Linked DNA regions of Mus musculus: region 1 is linked to region 2. Evidence: chromatin loops called from intact Hi-C (ENCODE). Cell type or tissue: heart. All regions are shown on one strand. Each heading gives the region's core, and the rest is flanking DNA. Links, peaks and the distances in the headings are about the cores only. Region 1 has its middle 41 kb from the start of Erg. Region 2 overlaps Gm31641 (predicted gene, 31641).

The links. A loop is a pair of places that touch in the nucleus more often than their neighbours do. Peaks named below come from ENCODE experiments on the same cell type or tissue, not always from the same donor. Only the 100,000 strongest peaks of a DNase experiment are listed, where the experiment ranks them.
Region 1: a loop joins it to region 2, with 2.6 times the contacts of the local background. A loop is called at or near these places in 9 of 42 quality-filtered maps.

Annotation. Positions count from the first base shown.
Region 1 is chr16:95,563,386-95,578,940 of GRCm38, forward strand. It overlaps a transcript of Erg not described here. Among named protein-coding and RNA genes, the nearest start is that of Erg, 41 kb to the left of the region's middle. In heart, for the core only: a CTCF peak has its summit at 7,421 (motif pointing left); no DNase peak of the experiment used is centred there.
Region 2 is chr16:95,189,283-95,204,837 of GRCm38, forward strand. All of the region lies in intron 3 of Gm31641 (predicted gene, 31641), which reads right to left. Among named protein-coding and RNA genes, the nearest start is that of Gm31754, 44 kb to the right of the region's middle. In heart, for the core only: a CTCF peak has its summit at 7,543 (motif pointing right); no DNase peak of the experiment used is centred there.

The DNA of each region.
Region 1 (15,555 bases), core at 2,606-10,605, 370 kb after region 2:
TCCCCTCTAGCCTGAAGCCTTTGAGCCTAGCATGTTGAATAAGAAAGTTGGCACACTCAGACTGAAGGGGAAGAGAAAAACCTTTGCTGTTTCATTCTGTCACCTGGATAAGCCCTAACAGTGCTTTACTTTAAGACCAGGACACTTCAGATCTGTAGCAATTAATATATGAAAATCAGGAGCTCTGGGGGTGGGGAGACGGCTCAGCCCAGCCATGCATGAAGACCTGTCTTTGATTCCCCCCATTTACTTGGGTGTGGTATTGAACCGCTGAAATCACAGTGGGGAGACAGGGACAGAGGGACCTGGAACTCACTGGCCAGCCAGACTACCTCACCTGTGAGCTTCAGGTCCAGTGAGAGATCCTGTCTCAGCTAGATTCACCATCAACTAAAAGCAAGTTGGGGAGAAAGGGTTACTTCATCTGATACTTCCAGGTTACTTTTCCATCATGAGGGAAGTCAGGACAGGAACTCAAGGCAGGAGCTGATACATAGGCTATGGTAGGGTACTGCTTACTATCTTGCTCCTCATGGCTTCCACAGTCTACTTTCCTATAGCACTCAGGACCACTTGTGTAGGGAGTGGCCCCACCCACAGTGAACTGGACCGTCCCACATCAGTCATCAGTCAAGTAAATGTACCACAGGCCACCCTGGTGAGAGCATTTTCTCAACTGAGGGTCCCTCTTCCCAGATGGATTCTGGCTCGGCTTGGCTTAGACTCACCCCAGGTGTGATAAAACACCGTGACCAAAGGCAACTTGAGGGGGAAAGGCTTATTTCACTCACAGTTCCATATAACAGTTCATCATCAAAAGCAGTGAGGGCAGGAACTCACGCAGGGCAGGGACCTGGAGGCAGGAGCTGATGCAGAGGCCATGGAGGTGGCCTGCTTACTGGCTTGCTTTCCCTGGCTTGCTCAGCTTGCTTTCCTATACAACCCAGGACCACCAGCCCAGGGATGGCACCATCCACAGTGGGCTAGACAACCCCCATCAATCACTAACTAAGAAAATGCCCTGTAGGCTTGCCTGCAGCCTGATCTTATGGAAGCATTTTCTTTCTTTCTTTTTTTTAAGATTGATTGATTGATTGATTGATTGATTGATTATATGTAAGTACACTGTAGCTGTCTTCAGACACTCCAGAAGAGGGAGTTAGATCTCCTTATGGATGGTTGTGAGCCACCATGTGGTTGCTGGGATTTGAACTCCTGACCTTTGGAAGAGCAGTCAGGTGTTCTTACCCACTAAGCCATCTCACCAGCCCGGAAGCATTTTCTTAATTGAGGTTCCCTCCTCTCAGATGACTTTAGCTTGGGTCAAGGTGACATGAAAATTACCAGCACAGACCCTGACTCGAAAAATAAGGTATAGAGAGTTAGAGATGCCTGATGTCTACCTCTGGCCACCACATTCTCTCTCTCTCACACACACACACACACACACACACACATATACTTGCATCCACAAGCCTGTGAATGCACACCTGCACATACACGGAATCACATACTTATACACACCATCACCAGCTCCCTTGTGACACCACAAGCTCACCATCCACTACCAAAACCTCTGAATTGGTTGTACGACCCCAGAGGTTGCCCTGAGTGTCTCCTTTCCCACATTTCATTTCAGCTCTGAAACACTTGAGGGCATAAAAAACAAAAACAAAAACCATAGAAGTAGCCAAGGTCCCTTCAGCAGAGGAGAGGAGAGACCAGCAATGGCACACCCAGTCAGTCAGCGGAGTATTACAGAGCAGTGAACATGAGCTACAGACCAGAGAAAGATGCAGAGGACCTCTGAGTGCACACCACTGTGAGAAAAGTCAATCAAAAACACTACATATGGAAGGTCTCCAAACACAGAACATTCTGGAAAAGAAATAGCTCCCAGGGTTGTGGGAATATCTGTGGCCGCCGTGGGGTAGGACAGAGGAGAGGGGGGAAGACAGGTGAAGTGTGGGGTCTTCTAAGCAGTGAAACTGTTCTGCGTGTTCTTGGTGAAAATGTAACAGGGGTACACGCCAGGATATATCTGTCAAAATCTATAAGAAGTATATCAAAGTGACTTCTAACATCAGCTGCAGACTTTATCACAATAATACACAGAGGCTGGTGTGGGGTACACACATAGGAGAATCAACCTTAAAATAGCCTGGGCTACACAGCAAATTAGAAGCCAGCCTGGGTAACATGGAACCCCCATCTCAGAAAGCAAAACAGCAACAAACAGTAATAATAATAATAATAATAATAATAGTAATAATAATGAAAAGTGACACATCAATTATAAGAAAATCACCACACTACAACAAGAATCCTCAATGCATGCAAATGGCAAATATTTGTTGGCTAAAAAAACTCCACCAGTATTATACATTTTAAATTATTATTATTATTATTATTATGAGCCCTGGACTATTACCAAAGGCTTCAGTGTAGTGTTTAGTCATGAGCCTCACCCTTTAACAGTTAAGCTATATCTTTAGCACAAAAATTTAGTTAATTTAGTTAATACGTATGTGTATTCTGCCTGCCTGTATGTATGCATGCATGTGCACCACATGCATACCTGGTGCCTATGGAGTCAGAAGAGGGCAATGAACCACTTGGAATTGGAGTTACAGATGGTTGTGAGCTACAGAGATGATGCTAGGAATCAAACCCAGGTCCTCTGCAAGAGCAGAAAGTAATTTCACAACCACTTTTTCTGTGCTCAGGAAGAGCTAACTGCACCTGAGAACTGGGGTCCTAGCAGCAGCTGTACCCTCCGGCTGGAACCACGTGTGTCCAAGTGTGGTTGATCCATGCAGTGGTTTGAATGAAAATGGCCCCCATTGGTCCATAGGGTGTGGCATTATTAGGAGGTGTGGCCTTGTTGGAAGAGGTGTGCCACTAGAGGGAGGGCTTTGAGGTCTCCTAAGCTCAAGCCTGGCCAATGTGTCACTGTCACTTTCTGTTGACTGCAGGTCAAGATATAGAACTCTCAGCTCCTCCAGCACCACACACGTCTGCCTGCATGCTGCCATGCTGTCCACCATATCGACAATGAACTAAACCTCTGAACTGTAAGCCAAGCCCAATCAAATGTTTGCCTTTATGAGAGTTGCTGTGGTCATGGTGTCTCTTCACAGCAATAGAGACCCTAAGACAACCCAGCTTAATCACAGTAATAAAGAGATACAGGAAGGGGCTGGTGAGATGGCTCAGCGGTTAAGAGCACTGACTGCTCTTCCAAAGGTCCTGAGTTCAAATCCCAGCAACCACATGATGGCTCGCAACCATCCATCAGTACAGCTACAGTGTACCCATATACATAAAATAAATAAATAAATCTTGAAAGAGAGAGAGAGAGAGAGAGAGAGAGAGAGGCAGAAAGCAAGACACTGGAGATTGCTGGCTTCAGCAATCAGCAGCTCTGCCTTTTGGCTCAGCTGACCACTAGTTCATCAGATTAGAAATTAGTGCAATACACCAGGCAGTAGTTGCCACTCTGGTCTCCAAATAAACATGATGTCCAGATGTGGAAAAGAAAGGTAAAAAGGTTACTTCCCTCCCCCTTGGAGGGAAGGGAGTGAAAAAAAGCCGCCCCCCCCCCAGCCCCAGGGCTTTTTTGCTTCATTGTATTTGAACAAGGAGTTCCTATGCTCTAAAAGGAAGAGTGAGCATCTGTTTTCTTCCCCTGAAGGAATTTGCTCAGAGCAAAGATGAAGGCCCTGGAAGTGGAGAGCAGCGGAAAGCTGCAAACAGAAACCCCAGCAGCCTGCCTTCCCCTCAGTCCAAGGGGATTATCAGGGGAAGAATTCACTTTGGCTTCTGGAGACCCATCCCAAGGTGCAGCCCCCACCTCAGCCTGCTGCAGGATGCCTCCCAGGGAGTTCCTTCCCATCCCAGGGGCCTGCAGCCTGGTTTCCTGGGGTTTGATTTGCAAGCTTAAAGATCGGAGTTCAAGCCCCAGAGCATACATTACAACATTAAAGAGCTGAGAACAAGGCAGCTGCTTAGGGTCCCAATGCTGGAAAGGCAGAAGCAGACAGACCTGAGGCTCATTGGCCAGCACTCAAACCTACAGCAATCCTAAAGCCCTGGCCAATGAGATTCCTTCTGAGAAAAAGATGCAGCCAGGTGATGCCTTATGCCTTTAATCTCAGTACTTAGGAGGCAAAGGCAAGGCAGATCTCTCTGAGTCTGAGGCCAGCCTGATCTACATACCAAGTGCTGAACCATCCAGGACTACACAGTGAGAGACCCCTGTGTCAAAGAAACTAACAGCAACAACCAAAAATGCAGGGGTTGGGGTGGGGTCATCCACACATCACTAAATCATAGAAAGTGATTGTGTGTGTCTGTGTGTCTGTGTGTGTGTCTGTGTCCACATGCACACGTGCATGTGTGTTCATGCATGCATGTGTGTGTGTCCATGTTCATGTATGTGTGTGTGTGTGTGTGTGTGTGTGTGTGTGCCTGCACATGGAAATGTGTGTGTCTGTGTGTGTGCCTGCATGCACATGTGTGTGTGTGGTATTGTTGTGCTCACAGTATATTACACAGCTTGGTTAAGTAACATTTTTCCTGCCTGCATATTAACCCATACTGCAAAGAGAGAGAAACAGGCCATGGGTAGAGAAGACATGAGCTAGATTCTTCTCTTCCGTTTAAGGACACAGGCAAACCTCAGAGGTCTGCAGACTCTGCAAAACTTGCTCCCCTGGGCATGTGGTCGGCAGGGAACTGCCCGGGAAGTATCTGAGCTTTACAACTAAGCACACGTATTATCACGAGGAACATCATGACTGGATCAGGAAAGTGATCAAAGTCGTATGGCAACTTCACAAGAAGCAAGACGCAATGGGTGGACCTGCAGCCATTTCCCTTAGAGCCTGGGGGACTCTCCTGTGTCACTGTGATGAGGCACGTGTCCCATCCCTTAGGTGATGATGTCCTAACTTCACGGCAGCGGCTTAGAACAGACCGCAGTGATTGGCTCACAGGGCGGAGCCCTTTCGAATGGGATTAGCGTCCTCATAAACGGACCACAGAGCCATGCTTCGAAGTCACTTGACTTTTTGTATCTTGTCTTAGCTGTCACTTAGAGTAAGATACCCATCACCAGGACTGTGGCCTCCTCCACACAAACCGCCCAGGAAGCTTCACCAAAGCCTCCATAGGGAGAAGAGGCGCCAATCCGCTGCACCCCTGTGTCATCCTAGAAATTCAGTCAGGTTACAGCAAAACCAACCTGAGGCCGAGTATGTCAAAGCACGCACTCGGCGTTATACTAACCTCTCCCTGAGGCTCATGCTCGGTTTTCAACCTTAACTTTTTAGACGACATTCATTTTCTGTGAGTGTATGTGTGCATGTGTGTGTGCGCATGTCACAGCATGGGGAGGTCAGAGGAGCTCTCTCCTTCCACCACACGGGTCCTGGGGGTGGAACCCATGTCCTCAGGGCTTTTACCCACTAAGCCATCCATCTCACTGGCCCTCAACCTTTACCTTTTAAAAACCTGGAGTTTAAAAGTACAAATTAGTTTATATTATAAAACAAAACTTCTGGGCCACATGACTCTGACCCCCATGTCCATGTGCACATGCCCCACCCCCCGCCAAATGCACAGATACACACGATAAATAAATGTCATTTTAATCAAAACTTTTGAATGCCACAGCGCAGTCTTCCTCAGGTCATCTTTGATTCCATGGCTTCACTTCCAGGCACTTATTCCAGGTACAGTACAGTGTGTGTGTGTGTGTGTGTGTGTGTGTGTGTGTGTGTGTGTGTGTGTGTTACAGTCTTTTTCAACCCTGGAAACTTAGGAGCCTGCTGATTTTTAGATCCACTTCCAAAATAGCATGACTTAGCCTGGCCATGGGCATTCTGCACCCGAGACTGAGAACTCTGATGGCTGGCTAACAGAAAACCGAGAAAAAGCCCAAACTCAGCAGACGTGGGTCAGATGCTGTAAGGCTACACAATAGGGTGTTAGATAGTTTCATAGTAAATGTGGCTCAAAAGCAACTTTTCAACAAATACACTTAATGGCACAGATACTTAAAAATGTGCTGTTAGTTTGGACAAAATGGGTTATAAGAATGTATTAAAATATCTACATTGAGGTAAATATATACATATATTCTTATATATGGGGCCACTATTCTGAAATTAAATGCATTGCTTGTCACACGTAATTACATGCTGAGGGTCGGAAGATGTAACTTTAATATTTTGACTCATCTACATGTTCTTTATTTCCACAACAGACAAAGGAATTGCTAGCCCTACCCCTTAAAGTTCAAAAGTGTAGACAGAGGGATTTTTAAGTTTTAAACATTTTCAGCTCCGTTCGTATAGATTCTGGGGCACCACCCACCCCATCAGCCAACACCTGCATAGCAAAGACACACTTAGACTCACCATAGGTCACAGGGCACGATGCCCTGCCAAGGCTCAAGCAAAGTACAACAGTCAGATGGCATCCCTGCCTCCCATCACTGGGGGTGCATCCTTGCAGTCCCAGCCACTCCAAGCCCTCCTAAACTCACCTTCAATGCTGTCAGAGCGAAGTGAAGAAAGCTGTCCCTCTAAGCATGGCAGATAGCCAGCCCCTGTGTTTGTGGCTTTAAGGGAGATAAGGCACCACAACTTACAATTCCCAGAATTCCAGGCCAGCTGAACAGAGGAGTACCACAGGCCAGGGGATTGATCTGAGGAGGGCAAGCACAGATGGGGTGCCGGTCCAATAGACTTGCTATTCAGGCTGGAAACCTGATGTCTCCAGTAGGAGGCTGGAGTGAGTCCCATCAGGACACATGACACATATGCTCTCTGTCCTGGGGTGGAAGGAGTCAGAGAGGTAGCTGACTTTCGTCCTTCACTCTCCCAATCACTGGCTTGCTGTCAAGGGCACAGGGGGTGCAAGTGAAGAGCTGACCCCAGGTGAGGGAGAGAAAGACTGGGCCACCTTTTTGGAACCATCAGTTTCCACTACTGTAAAGGAAGCCTAGTGTTCTCACCAGAGCTCTGCTCTGTAGCCATGACTGATCAACTCCATGAGCACTGGTGGTCAGCTTGATCCCTCCCTATCCTTCCTTAGATTTGGAAGTGGGTCTACCTATATCTTCCTGGTGAACAAGGGGCTCCCAACACCAGACAATGTATTGTCAATCAGAAAGATGCCATTTTAACTTCCTCAAGATTGTAGGGAAATATGTGCCAGGACATGTTTGTTTCTTTGTTTGTTTGTTTGTTTTTTGTCCCCAGTGTCACAGTCCACTCTTGGTTCCTAAACATGGCTTCCTTACATCAAAAGGATGTGCCAGAGGCCAGACAGATGGCTCAGTGGTTAAGAGTCCTTACTACTCTTTCAGAGGACCCTAGTTCACTTCCTATCATCTGCTTGTAGTTCCAGCAAATCTGTCGCCCTCTTCTGGCCTCTGTGGGCACTGCACAAGTTGGTATGTACACACAGAGTAGTAGTGAGGGGTGAAGGAGGGAAGGGAGAAAGGAGGGAGAGAAGGAGGGAGGGGAGGAGGGAGGGAAGGGAGGGAGAGGGTGAGAGGAGAGAGAGGATATACCATTTAAAAGTTCCTGGAGCAGTGCTAAGCCCCATTCAGTCTGCTCATCACAGCCCATCAAAAGATACCCAGGGTGAGGTCCTAAGGTTTGCAGGTCCCCCCCCCCCTCGGAACTCCAAAAAGTAAGTGTATTCTCAGTGCCTGTGCAGCATGAGTGTTCAGCCTCCATGCAGCTGAGCTAAGGGACTGGTCCTCTGAGCTCTCCCAAGCTATCAGTGTGACTCTGGGTCTCTGGCCCTTCTGTCCCCTGAGCATCAGCCACCACTCTTCCCATTCTTTGTTTATACCGGCTTCTGTCCCTACCCTTCCCTCTGTGGTCCCTGTCCAAGCAGAGACTGCGGAGAAGGCAGTTGACAAAGTTCTTGCCATACAAGCACAAGAACCTGAGTTTACACCCAGGATCCACATTTTAAAAGGCCAGGTATTGGGTGTGCACTTATACCCCTGTGCTGGGAAGGCAGAGACAGATAGATCTGTAAGGATCGTTGGAGAAGCAGAGACAGGTGATTCTCTCTGGATGGCCAACCATGTCCACTTGGCAAGCTCAGATCAGTGAGAAACCTTGATTCAGAAAAAATAGTTGACACCTGAGAAATGACACCCAGGGTTGTCCACTCTACACGCAGGCATGTGCACACACACACACACATATGCACACACATACACATATATATGTACACACAAACACACACACACACATATATGCACACACACACACACATATATATACACACACACACAAAATCAAACATATGTACACATACATTACGTACATACAAACACATACAAAACCAAGTGAACTTCAGGGTCTTGAACCAATGAAAGCTACAAGCAGTCAAGGAATGCAGACCAACCGCCAACCATGTAGGCAGTGGGCTTTGACACTTGGTGCACTGTGAGCCGCCTGCTTCTCATGTCCGGCTTCTGGCCAACTGGTAGCAATCAGACAGGACACTGCGGCACACAGGAAATCTAAAATTAGGTTTTACTACCTTGCATGGAGGATTTATGGGATGGTTTAATTGCTAGTTTGGAGACTAAAACCTAGACTAGGAAGGTGAAACCATCTTTCTGGACAAGCCCAGAGAGCCACTTGCACCTTGTGAACCTCATCTGCAGCAAGAGAAGACACATAACTTCAGAGAGCAGAGAGCATGACCCTGTCAACCTGGTACATGCTACAGCCAGGAGCATACTGTTTCCTGCTACTCTGATTTATAATAGTAGGCAAGTGTGGGTCTTCTGGTGAGACCAGTCTTCAAGCTACACACAAATAGTAAAAACATATGCACGCATGTGTGCATGTGCGTGCATGTGTCTGTGTGTCATGTGTATTTCTGAGTGCATGCACATATGGATGTGCACATGTTTAAGTGTGGGTATGTATATGTGTATGTGTGTGTGCGTGGTGCCTGTGTAAATGGGTGTGTGTTTGTGTATGTGCGATCACGTGTGCATGCATATGTGTGAGCATGTGTGTGTTTTCATGCATGCATGCACATGTGTGTGCACATGTTTAAGGATGGGTGTGTACATGTGTGTGCATTGTGTGTGTGCGAGTGTCTGTATGTCTGTGTATGTGTTCATGTGTGCATGCATGTGTACCTGCGTGTGTGTACAACATGTGTATATGCATGTGTGTGCCCATGTGTGTGTGTGTGTGTGTGTGTGTATGTGTGCGCGTGTGCATGCATGTAGAAGCCAGAGCTATCTATCTTCCCTAATCACTCTCTCATCCCTCACTGAGTCTGAACACACTGACGCAGCTGGCCAGCCAGCAAGCCCAGGGATACCCTGTTTCCATCTCTCCAGCACAGGATTACAGGTGCACGCTGGTACATCTGACATTTTACATGAGTTCTAGAGAGCTGAAACAGGTCTTTGTACCTTTACCAACTGAGCCATCTCCTCAGTACCCAAAGGTAATTCTGCACCATGATTTTTAACACGCATTTTCTGAGTGTGACCCAACACAGGAGGTCAGCTGTGGGATTTTCCACTTGTGGCTTCACAGCAACTTTAAAAGGTCAGACTTGGTGTTTTCAGATTATAAGATTTTTAACATTACCAGGAAATATAACACAATAGCCAGGGCTGTACACAATCATTTTTGGTAAAATGCTCAGGCCTCTGTGTCCACGGTAACATGTATCGTTGCATCTTCTAGCAGGTAGGAGGCTCTTTCCTACGGGGCTGGCCTTCAGAGGAGCACAAGATTGTTAGCCCTGCCAGTGACGAGGAGAAGCCTGAACACAAAGTCTGACTCTTAACGCCTCTGCCCTGGTTTCTCAAACACACTCTCCCTTCATGAGGACCTGGCTCTCCCTCCCGCGCTTCGCTATTTTGGGTGCTTGGGTCATTTCTAGTAACTGCACTTAAGCGATCCTGTCAGCTCCAGGGCGTGGGTGGTTATTCCACTCCCCTCATTGCACAGAGCCTGCCCTCCCTCCATCTCTGAGTCAGCTGCCTTTTCATGAAAATACTACTCTGCAGTCATTTTCATAGGAATTTGTGCTGGCGTGGCTCTGTTTCCCTTGACGCCGGCCCAAGTGTTTTTCTCTTCGGATTGGTTTTTGGTGGAAGCTCGCTCACTCGGCATGTCTCTGCATTGTTGTTTGTTTTCTAGCCTATTTCCATTTTTACTGGAGGGCAAATATCAGTCAATGTGATCCAGCTGCAGAAAGGCATCCGAGCCACACGACTTGCGTGTGGATGTCCAGGGTGAGCAGGAAATAAAGGCAGCCCACACGTGGCTTAGTAGCATGAGAAGAGCTAGCCTCTGTCTTAGGGACCAGTCTTTCACAACGTGGGCCATCTGATCTTGCGCTTTGAAAAATGTCCTGTCACCCTTCACCCTGAGAAGTGCATGGCTATTGACTGTGCCTGTTGTATGGGCATCTGTTCATTTGTGTGTGCCCGAGTATGTGCATGCCTGTGTGTACGTGTGCATGTGTGTGTGTGCGTGCATGTGTGTGCCTGAGTGTATTTATGTGTGTGTGTATGTGTGCATATGTGTACCTGAGTATATTTGTGTGTGTGCATATGTGTGCCTGAGTGTATTCGTGTGTATGTGTGTGTATGTGTGCATGTTGTATGTGCATCTGTTCATTTGTGTGTACCTGAGTATGTGCATGCCTGTGTATATATGTGTTACAGACACAAACCTCTGGCCCTGGATTTTTACAGGGGTGATGAGAATCCAAATTTGGTTGGTCGTGCTTGCTTGGCAAGCCCTTTACTAACTGAGCCATCTCCATAGACCTTGATTTTGTGTATTTATGGAGTCTTTTGGAAATACAAAGGCAACTGCGCATTGTCTAGGGCATCAAGCAGTAGAGATAAAACCAAAGAGGGAAAGGAAGAAGAAGCTGGGGCGGGGGAGATGGGAGAGAAGCTGGGAGAAGACGTGGGGGGTGGCACAGGGAATACAAAACATGGAAGACATATTTCCATTCTTCTCAAGTACATGAGATAAGATACTCTTACTAAGAACCTCAGAGCCCACCTCACTTCTTTGACCCAGGATTCTTATTTTTATTTGCCAGTACAGAGACTGGGAACAAACGTTCCTTTGACAGAAAAATCCAACTCTGACCCTCGTTATCTCTTCTTAATTGCCTTTCTTCATAACCTCCTGAAGAGTGACTACACCTATGCTCTGTCCGGCCCCAAGCTACGTCCCTCTGCAAAGAACAAAAACTGGAGCCATCATTTCACATGCAGACCTGAAGTTATGTATGTGAGGCATCTAGAAATAACATCACAGAGAGTTCCATGTATATTTACGGAAGGATAAAACTAAGTGGGATATGTTTCCTGTACTGAAACCCCCAGACTAGTGCATATTTGTGAATAATTGTCCTCTTAAAGGGTAGACTGGTAGTATTATCTCCGAAGCTTCGGCCCTCTTCACCCCCTCAAAGGGTCCTGACACCCAATGGGAATGGACAAAGGATACAGCACCTGCCCCAGAAAATCTGCTCCAGCAACCCCTCATTCCCAGACACAAATTTCCATGAGAACCAGACAGGGAACAGAACGCAGAGGCAGGCTATTCTGAAGGCAAGGCAGATCTGCAGCCTGATTTCATTAGGCCCGAGGGCTTGTTTCTGTTCATCTGTGCATGGATTCAGGTAAAACTTTGCTGACTTTACTGTTGAGGTCAGTGGGTCCCACCTTGTGGAGCAAGCCAGGAGCAGTGGGAAGAAGCCTGATGCTGAGGGAGAGGCGGAGAGCTGTGTGCGCTGAGCGGGGAACGGGAAAGGCTTAGCCACGGTCAGACTTTATGAGGTGACTTGGGCGTCAGTTGTAAGGTCGCTGAGCTCACCCACGCACCGCTGTAACATAGACGCTGAAGGGGAAAATCTAGCCCCACTGCGGTGATGACCACAACTTTAACCAAACATAACACACTCCAAGAGTTCTTCTTCGGCTTCTCACACCCACGAGTGTGATCTGTCAGCTCCGTTGCCCCTCCCTGGGAACAGAATCCATGAATTGGTAATCCTGCGTGGAGCAGTTTGTTCCAGGGTCTTCCTCAACGATGTGGCAAACTGTCAGTATCCCCACCCGCCCACCCACCCACACACACACACAGAGGCGATGCATACGAACCCCTCCCTGGAAGAACATATGGGGTCCTTGGTTGCTGGGTGAGAAGTTTTTTTCCAGGATGAGTGAAACGCACATAGCTTCCATCAACGTGTTATCATGTTCACCCTGTGTTGAGATCATCGAACTCATGTGTTTCTGTATTCACACGTGTGCACCGAAGGTCACCCAAGTGACATCTATTTAAGAAGTCCTCGTCTGCTGTGCTTTTCTCGATGCAGTTTGGATTTTAAGTTAATTTGTCCTCTGATGGGAAATTGAACTAAATGGATGTTGTGCAAGCATCCATCTGCCTACCTCCAGTGTGACTGGGAACAGAAAACATCTACCTCTAAAAGGTTTCCATCCGGTAAGCCATCATCACACAATGAGGCATAGAACCGGGCTCAGGATGTCACCTCCATAGCTAAGTGTTCATGGAATCCTACATTCCATCCCCCAGTACCCCATAATGGAGTGTGGCAACCAGTAATCCCAGCAGAGAGGAGGATGAGGGGTTCAAGGCCAGCCTTGGCTACATAACACTTTAGGGTTGGCCCAATACAAATCATACACTGTCTCATAAACACACATATACATACATACATATACATACATATACACACATAAACACACATATACATACATACACCCAAGAGGTAGGACTGGGCTGTGACATTCCCTGTAGTGCCACACTGGAAGGCACAGAAGTCAACTATGTAAAGTCTTGCTCTCCTATCTGCCTCTACGTGATTGGCAATGAAGCATCCCAGCTAGAAAGAGATATTTGACAGTGGGTAGAACTTTGGCAGTTCCCTTTGTTTAAAAATCCAAGAGATATTCCTCTCCATTAATGTCTGGCCACCAGCAACCGCCTGAATGAGGTATAAAATCTGATACAGCGATTGGAGTTGAGAGAAGCCTTGCATATTTTGTTTAACAGATCTTTTTTAATGGTTCTTTTATGGTATGCACGCCTGCAGGGAATAGTAAACCAAAGCAAGAGAATGAAATCCCCTTAATATGCACTGGCATCAACAGGAACACACACCTACAGGGAGCCATGGGCTAAGACTGACTCCACTGCAGGATCCAGAGCTGAACGCAAGCTTCTTACTCAAGGAAGTAGGGGTGAGCGTAAACCTGCTCGTGAAGCCTTGCCTCTGCATAAAGACTCAAGGAGGCGTTGGCTCTAAAGCAAGCATAGTTTGACAGGTGAGCTAATCAATGACACATGTCACAGAAGGGACACATGTCACAGAAGGGACACAGGCAGTCACAAAGAGCAGTGTGCAGCCCCTGTTAGCTCTGTAACATCCAGCTGTGCACTTTGGTTTAGGAAGATCCGATTTCCCTTGTAGTTGCCGTTACCACACTGTAAGATCACACCGTCTGGAAAGTGAATTCTGCATTGGTCCAGACCACTGATAGTCCTCTACGCACTGGGGTACCAGCACTTTACAACATCTTCAAGTGATAAATGGCACAGCACTCGGGAGACCCACAGAATGGGAGCTGTGTCACGATAGTGGGATTATATTTAAATAGCGGATGCCCGCTAATATTTCATGTGCATGAAGCTGTCAGGGCATAAGTCCCACAGAGGCAACGCCATTTGTTACCAAGGATATAAAGTTTCAGTCTGAAAGCAAGTATTTTGTTTGGCCCTTTGAAAGCATGAAGTTAGTATATATGCAGCCCTGGGTTCAATCCCCAGCACCATGGAATAATTGATAGCAATAGTAATAGATAGTGGCATGAACTGACTCAATAGAAAATTATCGGTATATTTTCGTTACCGCTGGGAACCTGCAGATGTAGTGCTGAGCGAGTTTCTATTTGATTTTCTGTTGTCTTCAGACTTGTTCCCATACTTGTGCTTTGGATGATGTTGTTGGTGAAGATGCTGTGCCTAAAAAAAAATCTACTCTGGTTATAAATTATAAAGTGATTTATGAAGCTTTAACACTGCTCACAGTCCACCGGAACCCTAAGCTGAACATTCTAAAGATGCAATGGCCAAAATGGCAGCCAAAGCCATGTAGCTACCGTGGTACCCCTGGGTGGGACTAGGCTGTGGGTGGGATCCACAAACTGCATCTAATACGGGGCAGTGGGGTGGAGAAAAGCAATCCAAAATAGCTCACCAGTGTAACCACACTGGTACTCGAATTACCTCAGAAATAATAGTATTTTGGACATGTGCTCTGCGAGCTACCGTATTAGAATTAACGTTTCTCATTCCGTTTTCCTCGAACAATTTCGCCTACAACACTTTAAACTTACACAGGACTTGGTCTCTGCCTCCCCTGACAAGCAGGGCACTGGGGACAGCCCTTGTAGACCGCTGTTGCTAACTTGGAACTGCAATAGTCCCTGAGGCACCTGTTCTGAAAACTGGGGGCAGCACAGTCACAGCAAGGGGGACCTATGCCCTTGGGTGAGGCGTCACCCGCCATCTCCCACAGCTCCCTGCCTTCCCTTTCTCTGCCAGGAATTTTATTCTTCTGAGTCACTCTTGGGTCACTGAGGCTGTTATGTAGCTCCGTCTCTCCAAACTTCAGGATGGGGTCTATGTATTTCCTGCATTGCATGTGATCCAGCTTCAGGGCTCCATACTGCCCACAAGCCAAACACTCACAGAACCTGCCTCTCACACCGCTCTGCAGTCTGTCCAGACCCAACCCCATCACCATCGACTCACTGCCTTAACTTTGGAGAGCACTTTCTGGTCCTCCCAAGGCAAGGACCAGAGTGTTCAAGTCTTAGGACACGGACTATTGTCCCCCAAAAAGTGGTGCACAGGGACACGTACAATTTATCAAGAATCTCTAAAATACTGTAGATACAAACAGATATAGTGGAATCTAAAGAGAAAAGATGGGGAAATATGTAAAGGCAGATTAAGAATACAGTGCTCACAGGGGTCAATGATACTGGCTGAGTGGGGTTATACACAGCCCTCTTAAGGTGAAATCTACCTGATCTTTCAAACAGACAGCATACACCAGCTGATATGAGGCCCCTAACACACACACAGTAGAGGACTTTCACGTGTGTGTTCATTCAGAGATGATGCACCTAACCCTCAAGAGACTGGAGACCCCAGGGAATTTAGAGGTCACATGGTGTGTGGCGGGGGCATGTGGAGACAAGGGAGTAGAGAGGAGGTGTGGGATGTGGATCAGTTGGAGGGTGGATGAGGGGGGTAGAATATGGAGTATAAAAAATAAATTAATTTTAAAAATAAGATAAAATATTAAGAAAAAAAGATGAAATCTACTCTTGGACGACTCTGGATGCTGAGGCCAAAACTAAATCCACTAGGAAGAAAAGACTTACATGGAGGAGCTGAGTCGGCAACAGAAACCCACCCAGAGCTT
Region 2 (15,555 bases), core at 2,836-10,835:
TTCAGTAGTGAACCGGCATCTTCGGCTGTGCATTCCTACCACAAGGCGCTACATGAATCACCACAGGCCCAAAGCATCTGAGTCACATGATCATGAGTGGAAACTACTCACAATAAGCCTGTGGGTTTTATTTTTTTTATTTTCTTTTAAGTTGATTATGTCAAGACACAGGAAGAGAGACCTACTATGGGGAGTTGCATCTAGTCACGTGGTGGTCTATGCCGAACAAACATGCTGACTTCTCAAGAAAAAGACCTCCTGAGACCTCCTGTGCACATGCTGAGCTGAGACCCTGTGCACAAGCTGAGCTGTATTTTCGGCCTGGCAGCTTTCAGACCTGAACTGCATTTTCTTCCTTCCTGTGTCTCAAGTCTTCAGTCTTGTTGCTATGGTTTGCATCTGAAGTGTGCTACCACGGGCTCCCGATTTGAATGTTTGGTTTCTGGCTTCTAATGCTATTTTGAAGGCTATGAAACATTCAAGGAGTGGGGCCCAGCTGCTGGAAGGAGGTCACAAGGGTGATTATTCCCTGCCTGACCCACACCTCCAATATGAAGCCAGCTTCTTTTGCTTTCTGGGGGTTACAATGTAAAGAGCTGCTACCTCATGTTCCTGCCACTGTGGACAGGGCTAAGGTTCCAGCTGCCACCTGTTCCCTCCCAGGAGAGATTGCACTCTCCAAAACCAGGAGACACGAGGAATCTTTCCTGCTGGAATGTGTTTTGATGTCTTTGATTTAGAGCAACAAGAAAAGTAACAAATGTGCTCACACTGTCATCTTAGACTTGTTAACCTCTTACATGATGTGAGCCAGTTCCATATGTACACACACACACACACACACACACACACACCCCTTATTGGTTCTCCTTTTTCTGGATAACTCTGATCAATAAATTTCCACTCAATATTACAAAATTTGAATGAAATCCCACCAACTAAATAGAATGTTCTCCTGGACTCGTAAGTTGAATCTTGAGTACCGTGTGTAAACATGCTTTGCCCTGTGTGGACAGTTGTGCTCTACTTCCTATAGATGCAGTGACTCATCCCTGGAAGGACTGAGATAGATAGATGCTCAAAACAGACAATGAGTTCAAAGCTGACCTCTCTACCTCTTGGTAGAGGCAGTCAGGTGAGTTTCACTGGCCTTTAGCTCATTGTGCTAAGCCTCAGTTTCTTCATCTATGAAGTCACAATAATAATATCTACCTCAAATGATTGATACAGCAAAGTGCTTTTCTGTGCATCTAGTACTTAGTAAGTCTACCCAAAGGCAGGCATTGTATGGGGTCTTAAGGAAAGTGGGGGAAATCTGTGTGCTAGAACACGGAAGAGTTGAAAGCCTTATGGGACAACTTTAATAACTGCCACAGCTTTGTTATCTATACTGTAGGATATGGCATACACACACACACACACACACATATATACACACACACATACACACACACACATATATATATAATTGCTCAGGGCAAACAGTCTATTCAACATTGAAAAATGCTTCCTTCTCCCAAGCATCTTATTCACCTTGTGTAGCAGAGAGGATGAGTTGCACTGCTCCAGTAGCTGCAGAGCTGAGCCATGAACTCATCAGCAGGCAAGCAGATAAACAGTGCTTCACATCTTGGATAGATATCGGGGAACTCACCTTTGGTAACGATGAGGAAGAGTTAAAATGCAAATGTACAATTATTGACTAGCTTTCTGAGGCCATGCCTGGTGTATTTCATTCTGAACTTCTTGCTTGGTGCCTTTCAAATCTCTCTTGCTAAATTTGGCTCCTCGAAAATTATTCCTCCAAGGCAGAAAATTGGCAGTCATTTGAGTTTCATTGGCCTTTAGATCACTGTGTTTTTTAACTTGTAATTTTCCATGGCTCTCCATTCTCCATCGAATTTCTATTGTGTACCACATTACCCATGGGGTGGCAACATTGATCTTGACCCATGGTCCACATTCCAAGAATTGTTCCATTAGATAGGCTTCTTTCGGGAATGAGTAGACTATCTCTATCAATTGAAGAATGCTATGTGTAGACAATAAATGACTATTATTAACAATGTTAAAAGCGATACATAGCCGCCATGCTTCTCAGCTGCACTGAAAGTTAACTTTTTATTTCTAACAACTTACATGGAGCATGGGTAAGTAGTCTGCGAGGAAGTTCTCATCACGGCCAATTGCAAGAGGGAAGTACACAACACAAGGGAGAGAGCGAGGAGTCACGCCTTACAGGCAAAGATGGAAAATAAGAACTAAAGGTTAGACCGCTATGCCATAAGTTGTTTGGATGCATTTCAGATGTCTGAGTGGAAGTGTTAAAACAGAAGTTGGAAACAGAAATCTAAAGTTTAGAGAGAGGTTGAGGATGGACACGGACACTGGAGACTCATCAGCATATGTAATAACTAAACACAAGCAACAGAGAGTGTTTCCTAGGGAATAGCTGAGGGAGAGGAGTGGGTCAAGAACTGTTGATTTGAGGAGATGCAACCTAGGGATTGCTGAGAAATGCCTCGGGGGAGGGGGGCTGATGTGGTTGAAACTCAACAAATAAGAAAGGACAAAAGAATGGCTGATGCACTCCAAAGACTTCGTGAAGGCTAGAAGAGAGATGCCAAAACCACCGAGGACATAGGGAACCATCCTGAAAATGGCTTCCACTTAGAGTCGAATAAAAAAAAGATGAGAAAAAACTATCTGTGAAAGATATAAGAATTTTGCTCAGAGCACAAAAATTTGAGTTTCATTTTGGTCAGATGGGAGTTACATAGGTGATCGTCACCATAAATAAATAAATAATAAGATTAAATAAAAGTTTCTAAGATCCTGAATGAGGTAGGTCAAAGAGAATACCAAGTGAGAAAGTGAGTGAATGCATGTAGTTCTGCGATAGCTGTGACCTAATACATGGAGAACAAACAGCCAGAGCAGCAACTTGCGGTGACAGCGACCTAGACTCCACGGAGATACAGTTTAAAGAAAGCCAATGCCCGTAGAAGCAGGACTTGTCTCTCCTTCTTGGTCAGCTAAGATGAGCTTTCACCATGGGTTGCATTCTCTTAAATCATGACCCTCAAGTAAGCTTTTCATCCATTAAATGCTTCTGTTTTCAGCAACAAATAACTAAAATAATTTTAAAATTCAGTACCAGGAGAGGAGTTGTTGGTATGAATTTGACTGTGTAGTTCATAGGAGTTAGGAACTGATTTACAAGAGGAGTGAGGGAAGTTTGAGATTACAGACTGGAGAAGTTCTTGAATGCTGTACCTTGGTAATAAACAACATTTGTATGTTAATGAGAAAAGACATAATGATGGCAGTTTGCTTGCCCCCTACAGTAGAGAACAATCAATATTTTATTCAAACCAACTATCAGACAATCATTATATCCACAAAGGTCAAAATCAAGAAGCAATTTCCAATAAAGTCTATCAAACAAAGTCAATAATTTTTAATAAATTATTAATATAAGTGATGAAGGCAGTAAATGAATTATGAATTATAGTTAATATTAAACACAGGGGAACATTTTCATTGCCATTTAAAAGTCAGATCTTTAAAGTGAGGGATATAAATTTGTGAAGTGGAAGTTTCATACATTCTAAAAGGGATAGTGGCTTTATAACAATACAGAATAAGGAAACAAGAAAGTGTGCTGATACATTAAAAAAAAATCAGCGTATCCTGAACAGAGGGTATATACTTGGGATAGAGGAGCATTGAATGGAGGTCTTGACTTACACCCAATGGGCTGTAAAATACCACCTATCAGAGACCCTGGATTCTTGGCCAATGCAATGACTTATTTTGCCCAAATCGGTGGATTCATGAATCACTTAATCTAAGACTATTCCATTTTGTTTTGCAGAGAAAACTTGGAAATCAAGAATGTCGTGGAATGAGGAGGAGGCTCTTCAGGCCAGGAACTGAAGCCCAGCCGTACACTCGTCCACCCAGTTTGTGCTGCCGCACCTCCCAGGAAGCTCATTTTGTTACTTCTCACTTGTTTCCATATTTAGTGAACACATTCCTAAGTGCAAAGTTGTCATGATACAGAGCTCTTACAGTGCCTCATTGTGCGAACGTCTTTCATGTGTGCTAGGCACGCTCAGAGATTAATAATCTGCATCTGATTTGCATCATCTCATTTAAACAAAGGCGATATTGGCCATACTGCCTTCTGAGACAGACTTTGAAAAATTGCACCTTTTTTTTTTCAGCTATGTAGTAACAACCAGTTTCTTCTTGGTTTCCAGAAATGGTTCTGCTCTCTGTGTTTTTACAAAAACAAGACGCTGAGTGGGTAGATGGTGGGTGGGGAGTGCTTCTCGGACTAAGAAGGTTGAGACCTGAGGTGCACTTCAGGATGACTGGCTTATCTCCCCCTGAGTCTTCCTTGGGTGCTGGCTCTGCTCTTTGCTGAATCCTTACCACAAGGACAGGGAAGCCTTCAACTTCTTAGTGCTCTGGAAACCTCCATAAAGCCAGTGTTCCCGATGCATCTGCCAACATCATGGTCTATGGAAAAGCAACTCTAGGACTGATTCTCAGACTTGTGGGATAAGTGACCCACATGATTGTGACCCAGCGCGTGAGGTGCTCCAGAAGGAAGCGCTCTGGAGGGAGGCGCTCCAGAAAGAGGGGCTCCAGAGGGAGGCGCTCTGGAAGGAAATGCTCCATGCTCCTCCTTTTCTTGTTTAGTGTAAAGAGGAGAATAATGACTCCACCCAGTGGCGTTTGACACCTAGGCTTCCTAGAGGAAACTAAAATTTGCTGGGGGCCAACCCCGTTGTGTCTTCTTTCTTGTTCAGTTCTCCTTGAGGCAGTAAGAGGGGGAAGAGCGTCAATGGAGTTAAGACTTAGTCTTGAGATAAATTTAGGGTTGCTGTTTTCCCACCTCAGTTCTAAGTCACTTGGCTACAGTGGCTGACCTGCCTTCTGAGTCCCTCTGAGAAACTGTTTAGCACCTCATCCTAAAACAGCTCCAGAAGCAAAGTGTACAAAGCTGTACAATGGAGCCCTTTAATGCTCAGTGCCCTGAGCCAGCGGGGAGTGGCTTGTGAAAGAGAGCAGGTGGAATTCTTGCATCTACTCAGCTAAGGGGGCCCCAAGCTGGCTGTGATTCCCGAGCTTAGGCATCCACAGGGAAGCACGCAACTGTTAGCATGCTGGCACTGTGCACAATGGGTGGGGAAAATGAATGTCAGCAGTGTGCTTGTTGGGAATTGTGTGTGCTGGGTGAGTTCTGGACTCCGTGCATCTCACACCATGCGAACTCACACACTGCTAACCTTCATGCACACCCATGTGAACTCACACTGTACCCTCCATGGCACACCCATGTGAACTCACACTGTACCCTCCATGCCATGCCCATATGAATTCGCACTGTACCCTCCCTGGCACACCCATGTGAACTCACACTGCTACCCTCCCTGGCACACCCAGGTGAACTCACACTGCTACCCTCCACAAGTTCACTCTTGTTTGCAATACAAATCCAGTGGTTTAGACAGAAGTGTTATCTTGACCTTGAGTTCTAAGAACTCACTCATGGTTACAGTGGGTTTAGCAGGTTGGTTGCTGCTGCTGATCACTCTGGTTCCTAATTAAGTCGGTTCTATTTGTGGCTTACTAATCTGGCTTTGGTTTGGCGACTGGGCTATACTGAAGTGTCCTCTGACTGTGGGGTCTGGATGTACCACTGCCTCCATCCCTTACCCTGTCCCTTTCTGGTCTCTTGTTTATACTGCTCAGTTGTGACACTAGCCCTGTGACCCCCTACTGCCATCAGCAGCCTGGGCTTTGGCCAACTACAAATGAGTGAAACATACACCTTCCACATACAGATTTCGCTGCCCCATGCTCTATGTGAAAACACTTTTCACTGTCTCCTTAAAATTACTCTTAGCTGCCTCTGGCTTCTTCTGATATGATGGCATGCCTCTTCAAGCCTGGTTAGTTAGTGCCGAGAGAGGCGACTATCTACCTGAGGCTAGTTCTAACAAGGCATGGTGATGCCTTGTGCTACTAGAAGGAGCCCAGTTCCAAGGACATGCATCAGTTCTCAGTTTCCCTATACCCATTAGCCAGAGGACTCGTTTTATTAATTTAAAAACATTACATTGATTTATTTAATTTGTGGGAGCCCACCACAGCTCACACATAGAGGAAAACATGTGGAAGTCAGTTTTCTCCTTCCACCATAGGGGTTCTAGGGTTCAAATTCAGGTTGCCAAGCTTGTCTGTGAAGGTCTTACCTCCTTATCTGACTCACTGGGCCTGCTCAGGGGACTTTGACAAGAACAGCGTATACACCCTCAGCTGGGCAGGGGTCTCCTCATGCCCAGGTGCCACCTCAGCCATCCTCCTGTGGCACTGAGTGGTCAGAGCTGAGTATAATGTGTATCCAGCTGTCCTCACCCTCAAACATGCCTGTGTCTTCGATGTCAGCTTGGCCCCATTGTTTAGCATCTTATCTTTGTAAGGACATCTTTTTCCTAGAAGTAGATTTCTTGGGACACTGTGCCAAACCTCCAGGTTTTGTACAAGTCACTCGTCACTTGGACTTATTTCTAGCTATGCGGTCTTGGATTTCCACATCATGTTGTAGCCTCACCACTCGGCTCCCAGGACAGTTGAGTGAAGTTCCTCATCAGAGATCCCCAGGGGTCTAGGATTATAGCAGTGATTCAGGACAAAAGTCTGCTACCAGCAGCATTAGCTTGGCACGAGTTTCTATGTGAATATCAATATGCATAAAGTCACAGACAGTAAAGAGTTCTGCAAAAGACGCACCCATGTAACCGCAAAGTAAAAGAACAGAGGAGACCAACTCTCTGGGGCTATGGATAAGGCTCGGAGATTAAGAACACTTCCTGTTCTTCCAGAGGACCAGAGTTCATATTCTGGCACCCACATTAGACAACTCTCAACTGTCCGTACCCCCTGAGAGAAACTGAGTCTTGAGGACTCTTCTACACTGGCTACATGGGGTAATCCACAGGTGGTCTCGGGACTGGACAAAGCACCTGGTGACCCTCAGCTGATTTGGCAATGGTGTGCCTACAAAGATGAGTTGGGGAGCTTCCATCCCCTCTCTCTGCATGTGCATGGCATCTGGTGTCCCTACCCAGTTCCTGCTGGTCTACTGTAGCTGCATTCCCAGCCTATGGGAAGAGACATGGGTTTCAGATGGAGGCAGGGCAGCCTTCCGGGTGAACCAAATCTGTAAGCAGCTGGCTTATGATATCTAATGTAACCTCATTGTAGTACATCAGCTCTGGGCAGTCAATGCTGGGATATTTGCCATTCTCCTGAGGAACTTAAGCACTTAATGAGATGATGTACAGGGAACACTTAGCACATAGTATGGCCACAAGTCAGAGAAGTAGCTCCTTTTCCCACCCCTTATCCTAGGTCTCTTGTGATCTCACAACTCTTATGGAACAATGAGACCTTTAATTCAATGGAGAGAGTTGGTTGCAACCAACTCAGACTTCTACTGGGAGGGAAGACCTACTCAGCCACTAGGGGGCGCCAATTGCATGGAAAAGGGGGGCTTGTGCTGTCCTGGAAGGAAAACAAGGTAACTCTTTTACTTTCTTAAAATTTGGGACCCAAGTGCAGCCTCAGTGCTTGCTGGAGATTCTGGGACTTAGAAAGTCAGGACAGGGGTCACAAGACATGCAGAAAGTGCCCTCAGATCCCTCCCCAGGGACTACCTATCCTGCACACTCACCTTGCCTATGCAATCCAACACCTTTTACTTTCTTTTCTTTCTCCTGGACTTGTCGTTATTCCGAAGTCCCTTCAAGACAGACAGTCTGCCTAGCATACAGAAGAAGAGTTCTGTGGGGAACGAAGGGTCCTTACTTTAAAGTGTTTCAGATTTTTCTTTTCTGCATATGTATATGTGTATATGTGTGTTCACATGTATAGAAATGAGCATGTGTGTCACAAAGTCCACAGATGACATAAGGTTTTCTTCAATTGCTTTCTCCCATATACACTGGGGTAGGGTCTCTCCTTAAACCTGGAGTCTTTTGAATTTTTTTATTGCTACCCAAGCTCAGTTGTGCGATCACAAGAGACCAAGGAGTAGGAGAGAGAGCTACTTCTCTGAGTTGTGGCCATACTATGTGCTAAGCATTCTCTATAGATCATCTCATTAAGTGCTTACGTGTTGCAAGAGAGTGGCAAATATCCCAGCATTGACTACCCAGAGCTGATGTACGACAATGAGGTTACATTAGATGTCATAAGCCAGCCGCTTACAGACTTGGTTCACCTGGAAGTCTGTCCTGCATCCATCTGAAGCCCATGCCTCTTCCCATAGGCTGGAAAGGCAGCTAGACAAGCAGGGCCTGGGAGGGAGGCCTTGATGCCGTGCACACACAGAGGAGAGGGGACAGAAGCTCAAAAACTCCCTTTCTGGAGACCTGAACTCAGGTCGTCATGCCTGCGCAGCAAGCATATCAGCCACTGAGCCATCTCCCTCCTCCCTCTTCCCTCCTCCCTCCTCCCTCCTCCCTCCTCCCTCCTCCCTCCTCCCTTTCCCCATTTCAAAGGTTTTGAACCAACCAGGTCAGATCTTTGGTTTGGAGTTTTACACTCAGCTCATGAGCAGACACACAGTTATATTTAGAGATCGCTGGGCTCCGTAGGAATTCTCTGATCAGAATTAGCCCACCATTGCATTTGAAGGTGACTAGACTTAGGGATACATCCCTGTAATGGGTAGCCCAGAATGCACAGTGGGAGAGAAGAAGCTGAAAGACAGCGAAGTGACCTGCTTTTTCTGAAATTATCTATGGCTAAGGTGGGAAGACTGTTCCCCAGAAGGGAAACTGCGCACTGTCCTTAATGGTCTGTTTGGGGGTCTGTACATCAGAATGGACACATTTCCTTAGCATGGGAATTTCCTGTGAGAAAAAGTCTCCCCAGGGAACCTTACCGAAGATGGGTGCTTTATGTCATTTACAATTATGTCAGATGTGTTGGCTCTCTTACACACTGATAAAGCCTCTTTTGAGATGCCAGGTACACCCTACATGTGAATTACCAGGGACATTTAACCAAACTCAAGCTCAGTCCTGTGAGATTAGGCAATCTTTGTGTGCAACCTAGGTATTTACAATGAATTTGTAGCTGATTTTACATTCCTTGACATTTTAAGACTCATAGATCTAGAAGATAATTCAACCCCTGCTGGCATTGGGCATATGTTGAATATGTGTGTGTGGGTGTCTTTGGGTGTTGTCAATACTACGAAAATCTCAACCAAACAAGCATGCCCCAAATAACCAGTCACCATCTTCCATGTCCCAGAGTCACACAGGTGCCTGGCATGCTCAGCTGGAGTGGCTTTCTTTGTATTGAGACCCGTAGCTTGTTTATCTGATGACCCAGAGCTGCAGGCTGTCTAGGCAAGGCAAAGGTGAGACGTGAACCCTCCGTGGCAGGGAGGAGGGGAAGAGCAACAGCTGAGTGTTGCCGTGGCAACTTCTGACCATCAACTGGTCTAAGATACAAGGGCACAAAAGATACGCCTGTCGGGGCCGGGGCCACTGATACCATTCTGATCCGAACGATCGCCTCAGGAAACCTCTGTCAGAACTCTAGGTGAGCTCTGACACAGCACCGAGCTCCTCCCACTGTTCTCCTGAGGAAATGGGGTGGAGGTCTGTAGAGGAAACATCCTGTGTCCCCTGCTTTTCAAACATCCTGCGTCCTCCGCTGCTCCCTGCAAACCACTTAAAGATGCCTCTGGACTCTCTTCTGCTTCTTTCTTAGCTTTCCAGGCAGGAGAGCAGCTCATGGTGTCACACAGGTCAGGACCGGGACCTGTCAGCAAAAACAGGAAAGCAAACCACCCAAACACTCCGAACCTGGGGGAATTGGCGTGCTGACTGCCTTCCTGTAAAGCTATACCCTTGAGAGAGGTCCTTTCCTGGTGCCTGCATAATGTATCGATTTGACACGATTACCAATGACACAGACAATTCCCCTACTTGCTAAGGAAATGAGTCCATTTTTATGTGCAAATTAGTAGGATGAAGAACCGTGCCTGGGCAATTGCACAAGGACGCCATTCAGAAAATCCCCCCTTTGTGTTTATATATTCCGCCTTGGTCATCTTGAAACTCTGAATACTGTTTGGACACAGAGCTTTGTGTTTTCACTTTGCACAGGACCCACGATTTAGCCAATTCTGGTAAGGTAACTTGGGAGCTAGGCAGATCGGAATGACATTTTGGTCTCTCATGTAGTAATTGCCATCTTGGACAAGTGGGAATGCTCTCCTGGCGTGAGTGTACTCAACTACAGAACAGAGGTACTAAACATCTCCCATGGTACTGTGGGGTTGTTGTGAACTCATGTGGGTTCACCTAGTGAGCACAGGGAGCCTGAATACTGAGCACCAAGCCAGTAGATGTCAACAATTTGCCTGAGAAATAATTAAATTATACCCTGTCCTTGAAATATATGGTTATGCGTGTAATAAAATATGTATTTCCTGAGCAGCTATTATATAGCAGCACCCTCTGTATTTATAATGCCAGGGGTCTATTGGCCAATTTCAGACTCAAAGGATTCTCTTTAATTAGAGTTTTTATTTATTTATTGAAAACACCATACATGCTTCAACGTCGCTTGTATAGGTCCACCAGTTCACCACCTCTATCCTTCTCCAACCCCCTCTGCCCCTCCCAACACACTTTTCTCCCAACTTAAAGACATTTAAAAAGAATAACCCATTGAGTCTTATCTGTGCGCATGGGTCTGAGTCCACCCACTGAGCCATCCGCTGGCACGTGGGCCACACTCGTGGCCACATCTCCAAAGAAAATTGATGCTCCCTCTAGCAAGCAGCAACCTCTAGTATCTCTCCAGCTAGGGGAGAGGGCCCAAGCATGCTGGGATTTTAACTGGCTTGATCGTGTGCAGGTAACCACAGCTACTGTGAATTCATGCAGTCGATGTTGCTTTCACGTCCAGAAGCTAGCATTTCACAGCTTTCAATCTCCAGCTCTTAATGCTCTCAGACTCCTCTTTCTGCCTGTTCTTCCTCAGTGTGTGTGGTATGGAACACAAAAACCCAAGGATTTCTTTTTTCCACTTAGGGCCCGTGAAAATAAGAACCGGCACTCATGTCCTCAGCAGGATGTGCAGGAGTTACTAACTGCAAAGCCAGGCTGTAGGTAGTATTCCTGTCTGGCTCACCTCATTCCCCAATACCACAGCAACTCTTATAAAGGAAACCCTTTAATCGGGGCTGGGTATGGTTTCAGAGTTTTAGTCCATTATCAATGTGGGGCAGGAAACATGACAGTGTGAAGGCAGACTGTTTGCTGGAGGAGCTTAGAGTTCTACATCTGGATTGGCAGGCAGCAGGTGGAGAGAGTGACACTGAGCCTGGCGTAAGCTTCTGAGACCTCAAAGCCTACCCTCACAGTGATACACTTCCTCCAACAAGGTCACACCTTCTCCATCAAGGCCACACCTACTCCAACAAGGCCACACCTCTTAATAGTGCCATACCCAATGGGGCCATTTTTATTCAGACCACCACAGGGATCTATGTCGATTTTCCTTCCCCCTATTCTTTTCTTTTGTCTCATTCTTTCTGGTGGTATCTCCAATCTGGACACCTATTGATTCTTATTTATTCACTTATAATTTATTTTTGTTTTTATGCATGCATATCCATGCCTACATGTCTACATGTATACATGGGGTGCTGGCAGAGGACAGAAGAAAGCTCAAATAACAGGGTGGCTGTGAACCACCCAGTGTGGGTATTGAAAACAAAACACTAGTCCTCTAGTCCTCTCTAAGACGAAGTAGTACATGCTCTAACCACTGGACTACCTCTCCAGTCCTCACATCCCTTGATTCTTGACAACTTAAGGGCATTCTGTCTCCCTCTCATTGCAATGACAGTGACATAAAGAACAACAATATAGCAGGTGTTCCAGGCCATCACGTGAGCTGCCCTGTTCAGGAGGGCCCAGCATCCAGTCCCTGGGAGGTGAAGACAAGAAGCAGGTAGAGCAGGGGGAGATGGGCTTTGGTTTTTCATTTCAGAAACAAAGCCCAAATATGGTCTTACCAACCTGTTGCTGATGGGAGATCAATAAGAAAACTCACAATCTCTGAGGGAGGTACCAACCATCATGACATAGAGAGGTCTGGGCCTGGGTCCTGCTTCCTATGAGTTCTTGTGGTTAGATGATGACAACAGAAACATAAATTTAAATTTGATTATTTGAGAATGTCTGAATTTATTCTCAAGTGACTTGCTTACTGCAAAGTAACAATTCTTTTTAGACAAAGTGCTCTGCTCCACCCCAAGCCGTCACCCTCAGGAAGCCATACAACTGTTACATATATGGGAAGCCCCTGCCTATGCTGGACTCCGATTCCCTTTATATACACAACAGGCAATGAAACCAAAATGATAGATGAGTAGGGAGAATCCTAGACCTCCCTGTCCTTAGAGCCCAAGATTTGATGGCAAGCACTTTCATTGGGTGTCTTAGTTAGGGTTTTACTGCTGTGAACAGACACCATGACCAAAGCAACTCTTATAAAGGACAACATTTAATTGGGGCTGGATTACATGTTCAGAAGTTCAGTCCATTATCATCAAGGTAGGAGCATGGCAGCATCCAGGCAGGCATGGTGCAGAAGGAGCTGAGAGTTCTACATCTTCATCTGAAGGCTGCTAGTGGAATACTGGCTTCTGGGAAGCTAGGATGAGGATCGTAAAGCCCACATCCACAGTGATACACCTACTCCAACAGAGCCACACCTCCTAATAGTGCCACTCCACGAGCCAAGCATATACAAAACCATCACATTGGGGCACCATTACCAGAAGCCTGTGTCTCTCTTTGCTGTGCTGTGCTATCTTACCCTTCTCCCTCGAATCAACAAAGGTGGCATGTGCCTTGTCCTTGATGGTGACAGAGGGGCACAGTTGACCTCCATCAGTTCTGGAATCATCCAGATTGACTCTGACTGGGCCTTGGAGCTGGGAAGGGAAGGTTGGTGCTCTGGTCAGAGCTTCTGCCCCACCCTGAAGCCTTCTGTTTTTCTCCTTCCACACCATCTGTTTCTTACCTACTTAATGACTGTAGTCTGATTTCCATCTGGTCATCCTTCCCAAATCCAGGGGTGCAGAATACAACAAATGGTGATAAATGGAAAGAAAGGAGTAATAGACGTTTCAGCACTGATCATCTACAGATTTACCAACAATTATAAAGTTTGGCTCTCCTTCTAATTCATTTTCATGTGCGAGCCAACAGTGATCAGTCGTATTAAAGGCCAACATCGCTGCTATGTTTTTCTTGCCAAGTCAGCTGGAGACCAGATGGTTATACTGACTTCCCCTTGTGCCTCACTCCTCCCAGGAATGGGATATTCGAGGAAAAGTTCAACCTCTGGGCTTGCCTTGGGGAACTTTGGTTTTGTTTGAAACATCCATAGCTGTAAGCCTCTAAGTTATTGGCTGTTTCTCTCAGGAGAGTGATACAAGGTTATGTCTGAAGGTAAGTGCTCCTTGTAGACCAGACAATCTGTTCTGCTCTGTCCCTGTACCCTCCTGAAGGCAAGGTGGCCACCAGGTAGTATGTTTTCTCCTCTTCCAGATGAGATGACCTCCCTGGCTAATCAATATTTTTCTCATCTCCTGGGGGTTCATCAAGCCATGTGCCCTTACAAAAACACAAGGGTCCAGAGAGAAACCCATCCTGAAAGTGAACCCACATTCTGACATGTTCCAACTTCGAAGTGAAAATGACAGGTGAGATCCCTGTGCACCCCACCTGCTGTGCTGGCATCAGTGATGCTTGACTGCTTGAATCTGTTGCCAGGCAACAGCATGGGGGCAAGGTATGTTGGGGAAGTAACAACAGACCTCAGGCTCAAGACAGTGGGTTGATCTGGACAAGTCTGGAGACCTTGGCTGCTATGTGTGAAACACAACAGAAGGATCTGGCACAGGATAAGCGCAGTTTGCCAAGCACTGCGGGGCATCTATCTTACACCCCACTAACTGCTGTCTTGCTCCTGAAACATGCCATTTTCATAATTGCATCCTGTGTCAAGAAGATGCCATTACCTATGAATGCCCGCATGTGGTGAGCCCTAAGGATGGAGTCTCTGGCTAGTATTCAAAGTAGACATCAGCACCTCTCATTCCTTCTTGTTGTTGCTTATAGACAGCTCCTTCACTCCCACCACCCAGTGTCTCTGGGCTCTGGAGAGAAAGGGGTGTTAGCATCAGTAGCAGATATTTGCCATGCAAAGACTTAGTGTCCAGGTACAGCAGCCATATCCATCCTACAGATGAAGACAAGGAGCTCAAGAGGGGTGACCCTGGCTGAGGTTGCAGGCTAGTGCTCAGGACCAGGTCCTAAACCATGGCCTTCTGAGGTCTGCAACTGTGATCTCCATTAGAGTGGAAAGTGGGGTTCTCAGTTGTGAGTGGTTATGCATTTGACAGGGTCTCTTAGAAGATCTGGGACATTTTTGGTTGTCACTGTTTCTATGTCCTCGTTGGTAGGATCAGAGATGTCGCTGCATAGGATATCCTTACAGCCAGAAATGCCCTCTGTTGAGGTGGGAATCCCCAATGAAAAGAAAGCACAGCACGGTGCACACACAGAAACAGTGAGTCTGTCACCATCTACTGTCTATTTATGTACCTATCCACTCTCTATTTGAGCTGTCTCTTGTCTACCTACTGTCATCCATGCCTATGAAACCTCTTCATGTATACAGCTATTATCCATCTACCACTTACCTGCCATCTAGCTATTTACCTATCATCTATAATTATCAACCTAGCCTGTATATCTATTGATATCTCATCTATTCAGCTCTATCTTTCATCTCCCCCCACCCCCAATACCAGCTAAAACCCTAAGTCTTTTGATAGATGGGATGAGGTAACTTCGGGATTTGGCTTTAGACTCAGAATGCCTGGTCTTTTGAAAGAGACTTTAAAGTTTTCATAAGTCTTAAATCATTTAAAATATTTTTAAATTTTTCCAGTGTGTGTGTGTGTGTGTGTGTGTGTGTGTGTGTGTGTGTGTGTGTTGTGGACACATAGTAGATGCCTGGAAGTCAGAGGACTTCCGGGATCTGTTCTCCCTTTCAAATTCAGGTCATCAAGTTTGGAGGCGCATGGCTTTACCCACTGCTCAGTAAAGGTGGAGGTGCCCATCCTCCACCCTAAATGTAATTCTACTCAGGAAATTACAGAGTTAAAGCATATTATAAGTTATTGTTCCTTGAAGGTGTGGTGGTGTTTGTGAGCGTGTGTGCATGTGTGTGCTTAAGTGGTTTAAGTGTTTGTGAATGTGTGTGTGTGTGTGTATGTGTGTGTGTGCAGCGGGTTGACTCCTGGTTGGTTCCTGTGGACTTTCCCTTTGACTATGGAAAGTCCGGGTCTTCCCGGAGACTTTGGACTTGTATTTTGTCTGCACGCAACCTTGAGAAAATGAAGCATTGTGCCAAGACAGGTTGTTTGAG